2 separate regions of the Homo sapiens genome follow, and region 1 is linked to region 2. A link is an interaction called in ENCODE POLR2A ChIA-PET data of the cell type or tissue named here. Cell type or tissue: endothelial cell of umbilical vein. All regions are shown on one strand. Links, peaks and the distances in the headings refer to the core of each region. The heading gives the core; the rest is flanking DNA.

Region 1 (8,172 bases), core at 1,262-6,261, 580 kb before region 2:
TGAACATTATTTGTGTTAGCCATATGTATTTTTATTTTTCTGAATGTTCAGTTCATGCTCTTAGTTGAATTATCTTGTATATATTTTATCCAGCTTGTTTTTACTATTTAGGTTTCTGAGGTTTTACGATGGGCAGAAATAAAAAATTTTAGATCTTTAAATCTAGTAATCTGTTCCTTTGTTTTTGAGCTTATTATGCTTTTCTTTTTCTTCTGTGAGTGACAAATTTGCTTATTTAATTTTATTTTTTATGTTATAATATTTGGTGTTTTTTTACATTTTACTATCATTATTTTGGAATTGTTCGGAACTGTTTCTCAAACAAATCTCCTTCTCATTCATTTGGAAGGCCTCATTTATTACTTTCTTGATTCTTACGTATTTGACAGTACCGTGCTCTTCACCTCGTTAGAGCTTCATAACATGTTAATATTTCGTAGTGCTAAACTCTCTTCTCCCATTACTCTTCCTTTTCAAAATGCTCTTAACTCTTCATCATTTATTCTTTCACATTAAATCTAGAAATATTTCAAAAGAAGCCCCCTTGACATTTTGGTGTAATTGCTTCACAATTATAAATTTGAAAAGATCTAACATTTAATAATAGTCGATTTCCTCATCCATGAACAGGGAAAATTTCACCATTTGTTCATGTTGTTTAAATGAATAACTCAGAAAGGACGTTCATGGTTCTTGCTCATTTGTTTAAAAAGACTATTTCTATATATTTGTCGTCCTTGTCTACTATTTTTGTTCTATCTTATATTTTAACCAGCTATTGCTGACATGCCAAAGAGTGATTGCTCTTTTGATTTTATCTGGTGTCTATCTGATTTACTGAAATTTCTTATGTAGTCTAATAACTTTTCAATTGATTATCTTGAATTTTCTAGGTAGACTAGCAAAATTCTTTTTCCTTTATATTTTGATAATAGTTGAAAATCCTAGAAAAATTCAAAATACTGGGATTATGAGCATCCTTTGTCTATTCCAGATTTTAATGTATGGGCTGCCTAACAGTTCCTCTCTTAAGCAAGCAAATAGCTGTTTTAGGTAGATTAATGTTTTTGCATATAAATAACATCCTTTTTCATCCTGATGCTAACAAAAATTTTAAATCAGAAATGGGGCTGACTTTTATCAAAATGATTTTTAGCAGCTGTTGAGCTAATCAAATGTTCTGTGTGTTTGTTTTGGGTCTCTTGATATATTACATAGAGTTCCGATTATTAAACTCCATTTATCCAAGGAGATGTTTCCAAAGCTAAAACTCAATGAACCCAGCATACCTTAACACTTTATTAAATCTCTCATATAGATATCATAATATATATATAACAAAAGGAAATTTTACTGACATGTTTCTTTGTTTTTCTTAAAACAGCTCCTCAATCATATCAGATATCTAGAAAACAAAGTTGAATTTTTTTTTTTTTTAATATTAAGGCTGAACTTTCCCCACCCTTCATTTGTTTATTTGTTGCCTTAGGCTTGGAAATGGGTATTTTGCTTGGGAAGATTTTTCTCTTTTCAATTATATTTGGAAATTTTACTGTTTCACAAAATGGCTTGCCAATGTTTTTCTTTCACATAGCTTATTCCTTCTCATACCGGTTTCAGGAAATTATCTGTGGCCAACACTGTTTTGTTATTTTTGTTAGCATGTGACTCACGTCCTCTGTCTTCCTTCCTTCATTTAGTTTTTAAAAAGCTTAAAGGAAAAGACCAAGGGATTGAGTCTATGTAGCAATGACAACAATTGAAAAAAATACTTGTGTAAATGCTAAGATTAAAAGAATCATTATTTAACTAATAATCTTCAATTTTGTACAAACAAATTATATGTAACCAAGGTACTTTGTGAGCTATCAGGGACTTAGACTGTTATCTTTTAAAATTGAAATTTGCAGGCTGAGGTTGTTAATACCATCTGTTTAGGGAAAGTCCACATTAATCACTTTTTTTTTTCTTGGGGCTCAGCTTTTGTGTTCCTTGGCTGTAGCATTCTGTACAAATTCATTATAAGTGAAGGAGATGAAGAGAGTCAGTAAAGGTTTTAGAACATCTCCTCACTAAATAGCATAATGAAAAAGCCTGAAGACTAGCTAGTATAATGAGAGAACATGAATGGTCAGATACATCATTGCAGAGTACAAAATACCTCTCTTAATACAGGCACTTGTGCCATTTAGTCATGGACCAAGCATCTAGAAGATATTTCGTGGGTAGACTATATGTACTAGCAACTAGTATTTGAAAATAGTTTTGATTAAATCCATTAAAACTCAGGGACATGAAATAGGAGAATCTGAACAGTTACTAAAATGGGGAGGTCAATCACATTATGAGAAAAAGAAATTCAACATTGTTACTTATTTTTTTAACCTGATTACAGTTTATAGTTTAAAAACAGTAACAACTTCTGGATGCTATGTCAACTAATGAAAAAAGGGAAGAGAAATGTGGTTTTGAATCCCCTCTGCCATTTATCTATGTGGTTGGGCAAGTCAACCTCATTCATTTGCAGTTTTTGTATTGGTGAAATACAGATAATGATAAACATCTATCTCATGGAATTGTTTTAATTTTTTCTTGAATCTTCATGTGTAAATATACATGTGCATATGTTTATATATGTATATGTATGTATGTGTGTGCATGTGTATATATATATTCTCTAGCCCGTTGTTATTCAAAGAAGTTCCAAACTAGCAGCATGGGCATTACCTATGAACTTGTTAGAAATAAAAATATCAGCTCTACCTAGACCTAATGAAAATCAGCATTTTAACATGGACCCCCCCAGGGGCTTCCTTTGCACATTAAGTATAAGAAGTGCTGCCCAGCCTAGCACAGGGCCTAGCACAGGGTGGTGTCCAGTTAGTGTAGTTTTCTTCTTTCCAAATTAAATGAGTTTTAACCCATGAACTTGACTACCTTTGCCATAAAAAGAAACAAAAACAACCCAACAATAACAACTATAACCACAAAATACAAGATTGATGTATTCTCTCATTTGAGCTTATTTTTGGTAGTCCTCCCAAACAGAAAATATATATACATATATATGGGATTTCCTTCTCTTTGACATTATTTATGCTGACCTCTTGAAACAGAATGTTAAAATTGAATTTTGAGCAAGATACCAAGAAAAAATAGAGATGAATTTCACAAGACAGATCCTAAATGTAGAATTCATCAGTTCCGTAATTCTTGGACCCTTCACCAGATGGAAGATATAAGACTGAGGTAGAGTGTGGATTGGAAGAGAGTGGATTTCAGGGGAGAAGGTATCTTTGGAGAAAGCTATGTTATGAGCTATACACCTTGGAGGCGGGGTGCCTGCTCCCTATCATCAAACCTAATGATGAGGCTTCCAAGGATACTTGGGCAATTTCATATGTTGCTCCCGCATTGAGGCTTTTGGTAGTGTGGCTCCCAACAGGTCTATTTAAAGGGCAAAAGATGCTAGCTGCTGCTGGTAATGAAGCCAGTAGAAGAGCAATGTTGGGATTTGCCTGTACTTCTAAAAATTGTTGGGGCTAAGGGATGTTTGTTTGCCATGGAACCAGTGCTGTGCTGAAAAACTGATTCTTAAAAAAAAAAAAAAAAAAAATCCACAAAAGTAGTCCTCTTCCCATCCTCAATTTTTAGCACTTCTGGCAGTGTATATAGGGAAGTTATAACCTACCTGAAGCTGTTAATTTGACATCATTAAACGTGGAGTTGGGCAGAAACAACCACAATCGGCTCTACTGAGCTTGTAGGAGCTGGCTCCAGCACGCAGAGAGCTAAAGACTTAAAGTGACTGTAAGACTGTTTATTATCCAAGAGTCAGTCTTTGACCTGGTGCTAGAGGAAACTGCTCCTATTGAATAAGGTTTAGAGGACAATTGTGGGGATGAAACTATCATATTTCAATTAAGTCACGTATCGTCCTGGGTCAGTATAGTAGTCATACACATATAATACTTTCAAGTTTCAGCTGCCAGCTAGAGATTCAATCTATAGGTCAAACTTCATTCCACACTGGGTATTCTTTCTGATACTGCCTTAACAATTTAGATGTGTTTTGTAGCATCTTGTATAGTGAGTCCTTAACAATTATTATGTTCTTGTGAACTCTTGACTTTTTCCTGATGCCTACATAAATGTTCTCCTAAGACCAAAGACTGTTTCTTGTACTACCTGTTTTTTTTTTTTCTTTTTTGAGACAGGGTCTGGCTTTGTTGTCCAGACTGGAGTACAGTGGTGGTATCGCAGCTCACTGAAACCTTCCCCACCCCCTAACCCCCACCCTGCCGGCTCAAGGAATCCTCCCAGCTCAGCCTCCCAAGTAGCTGGGACCACGGGTGTGCACCACCATGCCTGGCTATTTTTTGTGTGTTTTTAATAGAAACTGGGGTCTCACCATGTTTCCCAGGCTGGTCTCGAACTCCTGAGCTCAAGTGATCCACCCGCCTTGGCCTCCCAAAGTGCTGGGATTACAGGCGTGAGCCACCATGCCTGGCCTATTTCTTGTACTTGATGTAACTTTTCCTTCTCCACTAAAATCTTCCAACCTTCACTTCCTATTAAAGAATATGGCTGACAGCTGCTTGTTAAAAGAATGGAATTAAATTTTTATTTTCAGTGACTTTTTTGTTTTGTTACTAAAGCAGAAATAAATTTTAAAAGCACATCAAAAGAGGAGAAAGACATTTCTTGTATGAGCCTGGCAAATTTGGCCCCTTAATATGGAACATATTACAGGGAAAAAGGATATTTGCAAACCTTTTTATGTCGTATTCTTGAAAATGTCATGTTTGCAATCTAAAGGGCTACTGAAGATAAAATGTTAGAATTTCTTGAGTATGTTAGGTCAAGCTGCCTTCCCGGTAGTACCAAGGTCAGTGCTGTGTGCCTAGCCTTCCATACATAGTAGGTGCTTAACAATGTTGGATAATGTTCTCTTACCTCTTCCATAATGAGAAACTGAGATTATAATAAAATAAAATTAAATGTACATATTTAACAACAGTCACCAGAATTCTTCTTAGAAAGAATTGGAAATGTTACTTCAAGAGCCCATCCAATAGGAAGTTGGATTCCCAGAGCTTTGGTATTGGCTGGCACCAAGGTTCTGGGGAAAAGGCAGACAGTGCCTATAGCTATGAGAGACCGGGAAAGAACCTGTTACTTCTTCAGAGAGGGAGAAGGACAATGAGAGAATGTATAAAATGAAGCATGGAGAGAAAAACCAACAAGATGATGAGAGCTAGGATTACATAAAGTGAAAGGCCAGTGGCAAGCCTGGTGGGGATGTAACCAAATGAAATTTTAAGATAGATGATACCTATTATTTCATTTGAAGTTGATTTTTGTGGCTGGAACATGAACTCTTTTCTGCTCTATTCCAGGAATCATTTAAGAAAGTCTACCATACCCTCAATTTTTTTTTTTTTTTTCTTGAGATGGAGTCTCTCTCTGTTGCCCGGGCTGGAGTGCAGTGGCGCCATCTCGGCTCACTGCAATTCTCCTGCCTCAGCCTCCTAAGTAGCTGGGATTACAGGTGCCTGCCACCATGCCCGGCTAATTTTTTGTATTTTTGGTAGAGATGGGGTTTCACCATGTTGGCCGGGCTGGTCTCCAACCCCTGACCTCAGGTGATCCACCTGCCTCGGCCTCCCAAAATGTTGGGATTACAGGTGTGAGCCCCCGCGCCCGACAAATAATCCCTCGAATTCTTACTGTGTTTGCTTATTTATTTGTTCTGTAGAAATCAGAGAAGATTTGTTTCAAGTTTAGGTTGGAACAGAAGAGAGAGAGCAAGTGTGAAAGCAGAATTCTAGATCAAGAAGCCACAGATATAAAGATCTTCACCCTCCTTCCCCATGCCATATGAGCGGGTAGAGAACATGGGGAGGTTTTTATTTTTTATATTTACAAAACCCATGGACTTGTTTGGAGATGAAAGGATAAGTGAAATTAATGGGGTGTTGTGTAACTGACATTTGGGTTACAATCTCATTATTGCCTATGTTTATATTTTGGTTTGACAGTTCTTCCTTTTGAAAAAGATCTATCTCTAATAGACTTACTATAAATCCCATGCATACATCACACCAGCCTTTTTCTTAAATATTCTTGAGGTCAAAGTATTAGGAATTTGGAAAGCATTTTCTTGGGAAAAGCTTAGCCCAAACAACATCTTGATTCATCAACTTGAATGGGAAAATTTTTGAGCAGCAATTTAATGGCAGTGAATAATTATAATCAGCTGCCTATATTGGCAAGTATGGCAAAATGCCTGACATCTGGATCTGCACGGCACAACATCAAGATCTTCACACACTCAAAATTAGGAATGGATGAGTCAGTGCAATCCAGCATTATTGTGCATATACAATAAAATCATCCTAACATAAAAACTATTCACTATGAAGAAAAAAGGAGAAGACTTTTTGTAAGCTACTCAGTATTTTAAGGCTAAAAATGAACTTCCTAGATTAAATCTTCCTTTCTATCTTCCCAGTCTTTTTGTTGTTATTTAAATATCCACATCATATGTCAGAAGACTGACAATGCTAAATGGTGGCATGACTGCTGGATCATATGGTAAGAGTATGTTTAGTTTTATAAGAAATCACCAAACTCTCATCCAAAGTGGGTATATCATTTTGCATTCCCACCCTTAATGGAAAGTTACTGTTCCACATCCTTGCCACCATTTGGCATTGTCAGTCTTCTGGATTTTGGTCATGCTGATTAATGTACTAGTATCTCATTATTTTAATTTGTATTTCCTCAATGAAATATGCTGTGGAACATCTTTTCATACGCTTACTGACCATCTAAATGTCTTCTTTGGTGAGGTATCTCTTAAAGTCTTTGGTCCATCTTTTAATCGGGTTGTTTTCTTATAGTTACGTTTGAAGAGTTCTTGTATATTTTGGATAACAGTTTTTTATTAAATTCGTTTTTGTAAATATTTTATCCCAGTCTGTGGTGTATCTTTTTCTTTTCTTTACAGTGTCTTTCACAGAGCAGAAATTTTTAATTTTAATGAAGTCCAGCTTATTAAGTGTTTCTTTCATGGACTGTGCTTTTGGTGTCATCATCAAACCTGGTGTCATCATCAAACCCAGTGCCCTCTAGATTTTTTTTTCTATGTTATCTAAGAATTTTATAGTTTTGTGTTTTATAGTTAGGTCTGTGGTCCATTTTAAGTCAACATTTATGAAGGGTATAGAGTTTGTATATAGATTCATTTTTTTATATGTGTATTTACATTTGTTCAAGCATCATTTTTTGAAAAGACTATCTTTTCTCTATTGTATTGTCTTTGCTTTTTTGTCAAAGATCAATTTACTGTATTTATATAGGTCAACTTTTGAGCTCTCTGTTCTGTTCCATTGATCTGTTTGTCTATTTTTCAACACTATTGTCTTGATTATTGTAGCTTTAGAATTAGTTGCAAACTGAGGTATTGTAAGTCCTCCAGTTTTGTTCTTCTCCTTTAATATTGTTTTGACTATTCTGAGTCTTTTGCCTCTCCATATAAACTTTAGAATTGGTTTGTCTACATCTGCAAAATAGCTTGCTAGCATTTTTATTGGGGATGCATTGAATCTATAGATCAAGTTGGAAAGAACAGATATCTTGACAATATTTAGCCTTCCTATCCATGAACATGCAATATCTCTACGTTTATTTAGTTCTTCAATTTTTTTCATCAGAGTTTGGTATTTTTCCTCATATGGATCTTGTACATCTTTTGTTAGACTTATACCTGTTGCATTTTTTTGGTGCCAGTGTAAGTGCTATTGTGTTTTTAATTTCAAATTCCACTTACTCATTGCTGGAACATAGAAAAACAATTGCTGTCTGTATAGTAATCTCATATCCTGCAACCCTGCAACAAAGGCTTATTAGTTCCACGAGGCTTTTTGTTGTGAATTCCGCACCCCACCCTCCAAATTTTCTACATAGACAATAGTGTCATCTATGAAAGAAAGGCAAGTTTTATTTTTTATTTTCCAATCAGTATACTTTTTATTTCATTTCTTGTCTTGTTGTATTAGTTAAGACCTTCCAGGACAATGTTGAAAAGGAGTGGTGAGAGAGGACATCCTTGCTTTTTTCCTGATTTTACTTGAAAAGCTTTTCATCATTAAATATGATGCTAACTGT
Region 2 (8,172 bases), core at 1,274-6,273:
CATATGTAAAGAGGGAAACTTCCATGGAGTGTTTTGGAAGAATCACACAACTTAGAACATTTGGAGAGAGGCCCCTACCCCAGTCCACATTTGACACCACTGACACTCTCACTGCCTGTTTTCATGGACACTCACTAGAATTTGCATAGTGCCACAGCTTCCTTGCCAATCTGTCACCTGTGAAGTGGTGTTGTGTCTGGAATTGGTGGGTTCTTGGTCTCACTAACTTCAAGAATGAAGCCACGGACCCTCACAGTGAGTGTTACAGTTCTAAAAGATGGTGTGTCCGGAGTTTGTTCCTTCTGATGTTCAGAGATGTTTGGAGTTTCTTCCTTCTGGTGGGTTTGTGGTCTCACTGGCTTCAGGAGTGAAGCCGCAGACCTTCGTGGTGAGTATTACCGCAGTGTGGACCCAAAGAGTAAGCAGCAGCAAGATGTACTGCAAAGAGCAAAAGAACAAAGCTCCCACACTGTGCAAGGGGACCCCAACGGGTTGCCACTGCTGGGTCAGGCAGCCTGCTTTTATTACCTTATCTGGCCCCACCCACATCCTGCTGATTGGTCCATTTTACAGAGAGCTGATTGGTCTGTTTTGACAGGGTGCTGATTGGTGCATTTACAATCCCTGAGCTAGACATAAAAGTTCTCCAAGTCCCTACCAGTTTAGCTAGATACAGAGTGCTGATTGGTGCATTTACAAACCTTGAGCTAGACACAGGGTGCTGACTGGTGCATTTACAAACCTTGAGGTAGACACAGAGTGCTCACTGGTGTATTTACAATCCCTTAGCTAGACATAAAGTTTCTCCAAGTCTCCACTAGACTCAGGAGCCCAGCTGGCTTCACCTAGTGGATCCCGCACTGGGGCCGCAGACGGAGCTGCCCACCAGTCCCGTGCCATGCACCCATACTCCTCAGCCCTTGGGCAGTTGATGGGACCGGGCACTGCAGAGCAGGGGGCAGTGCTTGTCGGGGAGGCCCGGGCCCACAGGAGCCCACAGCAGTGGGGAGGCTCGGGCATGGTGGGCTGCAGGTCCCGAGCCCTGCCCTGCAGGGAAGCAGCTGAGGCCCGGAGAGAATTCAAGCACAGCGCGGGTGGGCCAGCACTGCTGGGGGACCCAGCGCACCCTCCACAGCTGCTAGCCTGGGTGCTAAGCCCCTCACTGCCAGGGGCCGGTGGCGCCGGCCAGCTGCTCTGAGTGCAGGGCCCACTGAGCCCGCACCCACCTGGAACTCGCACTGGCCTGCAAGCACTGTGCTCTGCCCTGGTTCCCGCCAGCTCCTCTCCCTCCACACCTCTCCGCAAGCAGAGGGAGCCGGCTCCAGCCATGGCCAGCCCAGAGAGGGGCTCCCTCGGTGCAGCAGCGGGCTGAAAGGCTCCTCAAGCATGGCCAGAATGGGCACCAAGGCCAAGGAGGTACCAAGAGCAAGCGAGGGCTGCCAGCACGCTGTCACCTCTCAGTGTCGTTGTCTGGGTTAAATCCCCAAAGTTGATTGCCTCAAGCCAAGGAAATCAAGGACACAGACATAGGTAGAGTGAGGTTAAGAGCAGAGGTTTAATAGGCAAAAGAAAGAGAAAGAAGAACAGCTCTCTCTCCTGCAAGAGACAGAGAAGGGCACCTGAGTGGGACTTCCAGCCTGTGGTGGAGTGCACAGGGTTTTATAGACAGGTTTGAGGAGGTGGTGTCTGATTTGCATAGGGCTCAAAGATTGGTTGGATCAGGTGTGATGTTTACATAGGGCGCAAAGAAGCTGCCCACCCCACCGTAATCTTCTTCCGCAAATGGGTCTCTACCTGACTCATGCCATGTTGCCTACTCCTTACTGTGCACGTGGTTGACAAGGAAAAGAGAAGATGGAGCCACCATGTTGGACAGGCCTAGCCCCCACATCGCCATTTCCTATTGGCACAGCTGCTTGCATTCACCAGTGCAAGCTTCCAGCTTGCTTGTCTATATCTGCAGCTCGATTTTACAGGCTGCTCTTTGTTAGAAAAGAAAATGATTTGGGGGTTGCTTTTCATTAAAAGGAAAACCTTACCAAGGACTTCCTTACCCTCACTATCTGCCTAAATAATTTCTTCTTAACTGCTATATCACCTGGAGATTCTTCATTGATTTCCCAAGGCCACAGCTCTTGGCAATCTCTGGGACAATTGCTCTTCATGACCTGCCCTATGACCCATAACTTATCAACAACAACAACAGAAGAAGAAGAAGAAGGAGAAGGAAAAGGAGAAGGAGAAGAAAAAAAGAAAATACCAAGAATCACAAAAAACTACAAGAAATATTTTTCTTCCAAAAGACTGTATGCTTGTGTCTTTCTCACACTAGGTTTTTCCAAAAAGAAAAGTATAGGTGGAGATTATCTTCTGAGTACCTGGAAACTCTTGCTTCTGGCCAGTCAACACAAAAGTCATAAATAAGAATCTTGGAGTACAACACGTGGCTACATCATGGGATGCACAAGAGGTAGTCCTTTACTTTTTTTTCCTGATTCATATGGCAGAGAATAAAAAAGATAATAATGGCCAAGTATCCTGCCATTTATGTTTGTGTGTGTTTACTTAGAAATAAAATGTGGGTATTACAAGCCAAAAGATTACAATGTTTCTTTTTCCACCTGGATAGTAGAGTAACAATAATAGTTAAATTTCAGATTTTACCTTTTCTTTTTACTTGTTTTGATTGTTCTGTATTTTATACAATAGCCAACAAAATATCATGGATTTCTTGTGAAATGAAAAAATTAAAAAAGTTAAATCATTAAAGAAAGAAAGTGGAAAATGCTTCATATCAATAATTTTAGCACTCCTGGAAAATGTCTTTTTTAAAGTAAAACTTGAAACAATGAGTTTAAATGAGATTCAGGCATACCAAGCCTTTTTTCCCCATAATAATCTCAGGGGAAAGTCAATGAACAGTCATGTGTATTTCGATAAACACTTAAACATGCACTAGGACATTCTGGGACTAAAAGTCTCCACTAATAACCTGTATATGTCTCTGATAAGAGAGCATCTGTTACAAGCAAGTTTCCATCATCTAATGTCCACACAATACCAAACCACCACTGCAGCCTCATCTACTGAAATAATCCAGTAAATATTAGCCTATCAGGCTATGCCTTTTCTTTAAAGTTGTACTTCAAATGGTAAAGAAAGCTCTGCACTCTATGTGGAATTTGTCAGATTAAAAAACTGAGAAGAGAACAAAGCTATTATATTATGAAAAAGTTTCTTATCTTCATATTTCCTTTGTGTGTTCCTATTCTTTCTTTCCTATGGCTTGCCTGAGTTCCTGCCACAAAGCTTCCAATTAACTAAAAGGAAGTCCTGTCTAGACTAGATAACATCAGCTGTTTCTTGTCTAAAAGATAACAACTTTTATCTCTTACTAGTGTTACAAATGCATTTGCCTAAATTCTAGCTAGATTGTTACAGTTCTTATATTTCTGTTCCTGAAATCAGTGATCAAGGAAAGCAGCTTTAGAATAACTAGTGTTGCTACAAATAGCTACTTTTTATTTTTACAAATCAAGAAATTTTTGCTTGGAGAATTGATACCAAAATTGCATTCAGTTAACTGGATCACACGCATTGAGTCAATCTAGAATCTGCCTTAAATTGTCAGTATACTAAAAAAGAAATAAAATAAATAGATAGATCAAGAGATTAGACTACTTCCCAATATTAGAATATTAATTATATAGTATTTAATTCTTATAGATAAATGAAGTAAATATATAAGGTCTTTATCTAGTAGCATGCTTTGTTTTCTACATATCAAGTAGTTGTTTGGCAATCATTTATATAGGTAATAACCAACAGATTAAGATTTTGTACAGCAATTAAAAACAAAAAATCATCAAAGTTGATCAAAGTGTGCCAAAAAGCTGGGATCCCTAACCCCATGTTACTGGTACTGGTCCATAGCCTGTTAGAAACCAGCTGCTCCGCAGGAGGTGAGTGAGCAGGTACATCGTATGGCAAAAGCAAGAGCAAGAGAGAGAGCAAGCGAGGTGCCACACACTTTTAAACAGCCAGATCTCATGAGAAGTCACAAACTATCATGAGGACAGCACCAAGGAGACGGTGCTAAACCATTCATGAGAAATTCACTCCCATAATCCAACCTCCTCCCACCAGGTCCCACCTCCAATACTGGGGATTACAATTCAACATGAGACTTGGACTGAGATGCATATCCAAACTATATCACCAGGGATCGGTACAATGGTCTTATCACTGCGTTCATTACATTTACTTTTCCTTGCATCTTGAATCCTTCCTGCACAATATGACTAAACCCATTTTTACTAAAACATAATTTTCCTTTTTCAATTATTTTCTGAAATACCCACTACTCTACCTAAATGTTATCAGTCTTAGATATTCACAGTGCCCCTCCTGAGTAAACCTGCAGTAAAGAAGCTTATTTAGATATGTTTAACCAGCATTTCCTAAACTTATTCGGACTTGGAACTTTTCTTTGTTGTGTGCTTTGAGAAAGAGAGTCTTTTCCGTTTAGCTTAGTTTCATGGATCCCAGTAGCTTTACTTGCTTGGAATAGAGAAGGCAAAAATCAACCAAAGCTGTCTTACTTAAACGGAAAACAAAATTAAGTACATCATATTAGCATAGATGTGGGCATATACATCCTTTTGCTACTTTTCTCTGCATTATTATTTAACTCTTTTTATGAATTAATACACGCTTGCTATTAAGACAATTCAGGCACACATATTTCAACTAGTGATTCCCCATTAAACTTCCTTCCCCAGATGCCTTCAGATGATATCTGCTATGATTGGGCACATTGGGATCTTGGTCCTATCCCCTTTGCTTGAAATAGAGTTACAAGTCCTATTCATGCATGTCTTCCTGAAAACAAACAGCAGGAGAGGCAGAGCTCAGCAACAGCACATCACTGACAGTGACTCACCTGCCACAGGTGAGGGGCCCCATAGCATGATGCAAAAGGTAGATACAGCAACTAGTGAGAATCATTTCCAACACTAATGAAAAACAAAATCTTAGTAACTTTAATTCAAATAGAATGAAGTAGTTTTGATAATCCTTCAGAGTATGAATATCACTAAAGAGGTAAATTTCCTTGAATTTTTTTTTGCTATGAGCAATATCCTTACTTGAAGATTGTGATTAAAAAAAAGAACAGCCTTTTTAATTTTTTTATTAAAACAATACATGTGTATGGTTAAAAAAATCAAGCACTATAAAAGGATCTTAAAATGAAAAGCAAAAATATTGAGCCCAACCTCTACCCACCCACTCCCACCACTTCCTACTTCTGTTTCTGTTTTTATTTCTCATACTGGTTATCTCTTCTACTCAAAAGAATATACCTACAGCATAATTTCTTAAGTATTCAAGGTGTTATCTATTCACTCTGCTCTAAGAAATAGAATTATCATTTTTGGTTGTGTTTTAGTTAATTACACTCCTATATGTTTATAGTATATTTAAATATTTTGTTATTGCATTTACTTTAAACGATGTTAATATTTATGCTTTGTACTAAGGCTACTATTTATGTCTTCCATATTTTGCCTATAGGTCCATTCTAAAAATTGAAAACAAATTTACTATTATCTTTAATAGGGGATTTTGCTTATAGGTACTCCACATATATCCTTAATCTGTTCTAAACTCTGCCCACTCTTGTAGGAGCGGGACGCCTCAAACCACATTTCCTCATCAAAGCATAAGGGCCTTTTCCTTCAGCCATTTACTAAGGCTGTTTTTACCAGCAACCAGATGTTCACCAATCAGTTGTACCCAATTCCCTAATTCACTTCTGGATTGTGATTCCACTTCTGGAATCACTTCTTGGAGCCATCCAAAATGGTGCTCCTATTACTACATTTTGCTTGGCCATGTTATGTGTAAGTTCACATCCTACCTTAAGATCTGCAGTTTTGCAAATCCCTCTGTATTTAGCAAATTTATTTTCTACCTTGATAGCTCAGTGTATTTTTCTCACAAAATAAAGGTATTCCAGTCCCTTAAGTATAGATTATAATATTGTAGCTAGAGGGTTCTAGAATCAATTTAAGAGTCATCCAATGAGATGCACTTCGATAAATGTTAGAAGCCAGAGCGGGAGTGAAGTTATTCTTTCCCAGGCAGAGATAGCAGCAGGCACACCTGGAGTGCAGAAACATGAGTGTTTGCGGCAGCCAGCTAGCTAGATTCTATGTCCCCTGCCAGTCCCTGCCCCAGGGCCAGCAGAGTGCCTTGTGACTTCTGTGAGGATTTCCTGCAGCTTTCTTCCCTAGGAGACAGTTGAAGCTGCCAAACCTCTAAGTCCAAATTGTAAAAGTGGGACCAAAGATCCTACTGGCGGTGCCGTAATCTTCACCCTTCAGCCCCTTCGATGATTATGTAAGTACCTCATCCCCTGCCATAAAATTCATTCTCCTTAAAAGACTATTCAGTGTTTTTTCCACACTGAAACCTGACTGGTACTTGTTTATAAATATTTCCTTCACAGAAGAGCCAAGTAACGTGTTAGGAGTACATTCCTTCTTTGTAGGTCCAATGGCATTACCTCTATGCCATGCAAAAGAAAACATTCACTTACCCCACATCCCTTGCTCAGCATCATGCCCCATTTACGATTCCCTCACACTTGACCCACAGCTTTGCTTTTTATGGAGCTGAACTTTTTATTTTCTTGTTGATGGAAACTAACATACGCTTTTGTCACTGTATCTTTAACCATCCAGCATCTTAACTATATACATTTAAAATTTCTCCTTTAAAATGCTATGACTTACTCTTTGGAACTATAGTTTTTCAGATCTGCTAATACAACTGCTATCCTAAAATTAACACAAACCAAACTCCTGGATTAGTGCCACTGTTTATTATACTCCTTGGATTCATCTTGCTTTCTTTCTTTTCTCTCTTTCTTTCCTTAGCACATATTTTCAAGTAAATTCTTCCAAACATAGGTACATGAAAATTACACTTTCTAAGTCCCTGTGTTTCTGACACATTTTAGTTTGCCTTCCCACTTGATTAATAGTTTTGCTGAGTATACAATTCTAGGTTCAATCCATTTTTCCTCAGAGCTTTTACGCATTAATCTGTTGTTTTCTGGTGTTCAGGATTCCTATGCTGTTGCGATTCTTCCTAATATGTAGAAAGCATTTTCCCTCTCTAGAAGTGTATAAGACCTCTTTATCCTTAGTGCAGGAAATTTTACAAATGTGAATCCAAGTGTTTCTCCTCTTCCTTTGCTCTGGTTGTCAGCAGCTTTTTTACTCTGAAGCCTCAGTTCTCTCTTTAGCTGTGGGAAATTTGCCTTTCTTTTCTTTTGATTTTCACCCCCCGTTTTTCTTTGTTTTCCATTTCTGGACCCTCCATGTTGTAACTCTTAACATTGACTTGTCTCTGTTTTTTCTTTCTAGTTACCTTTACTTCCCTCATTGCTTTATTTTCTAAGAAATTTCATCAGCATTATCTACAAACTCTTCTACAGAATATTTTACTTCAGTAAAGGCATATTTAATGTCTACAAGTTTGTTCTTGTCCTCTAACATTTTATAGTTTCCTAATTTTTTTGTATGACATTATCCTCTGTTTACTGAATTATCTCTGTTTCTATTGGAATGTGTTCTTTTTATCGGTTTTTCTCTTTTATGGTATTGGTGTTCTTCATATATTTTGGATGTTTTCTAAATTTAGAATGACATCTCATATTATGTTGCCAAGTAGCTGGTAGGTTTTCTCTACTCAGTAGGTGTTGAATTCCTTTTCTTGGGTATACAAATATTAGCATTTAGATTTTACCTCTACTACTTTTCTCTCTGTATAAATCTATGTACCTGAGCACGACTTGGAACTGGCTGGCTTTGGTTGGGTCTTCAGGTAGGAAATCTTTGGGTGAGGAAGGCCTCCCAATGCCAGAATGGAGAGGGGTTTAATTTAGGGCCAGAGGACCCACACTGGGAGTCTTACATTTTAGAAGAGGAACCTCATAGTTTTTCTCTATGCTCTGAACACAATGACAGGAGAGGGAGAGGGTCAGGGAATACAGGAAGCTGATGTTTGTAGACAAAATGGAGATCTACCCAGTGAGGGCTCCTAGAGGGGGCTTGGCTTAGAGATAAAACCACACCAAGAGAACTGGAGGCAATATCAGACATC

The links. Peaks named below come from ENCODE experiments on the same cell type or tissue, not always from the same donor. Only the 100,000 strongest peaks of a DNase experiment are listed, where the experiment ranks them.
Region 1: POLR2A ChIA-PET joins it to region 2 with 5 read pairs; 1 of 35 experiments calls an interaction of 5 or more read pairs at or near these places.

What each region holds. Positions count from the first base shown.
Region 1 is chr7:17,515,087-17,523,258 of GRCh38, reverse strand. All of the region lies in intron 1 of LINC02889 (long intergenic non-protein coding RNA 2889), which reads left to right. Among named protein-coding and RNA genes, the nearest start is that of LINC02889, 40 kb to the left of the region's middle. In endothelial cell of umbilical vein, for the core only: no CTCF peak of the experiment used is centred there; a DNase peak (open chromatin) is centred at 1,678; H3K27ac peaks cover 1,112 bases.
Region 2 is chr7:16,936,105-16,944,276 of GRCh38, reverse strand. No RefSeq gene overlaps it. Among named protein-coding and RNA genes, the nearest start is that of AGR3, 58 kb to the right of the region's middle. RefSeq lists an enhancer at 1,095-1,596. In endothelial cell of umbilical vein, for the core only: no CTCF peak of the experiment used is centred there; a DNase peak (open chromatin) is centred at 3,256; H3K27ac peaks cover 1,923 bases.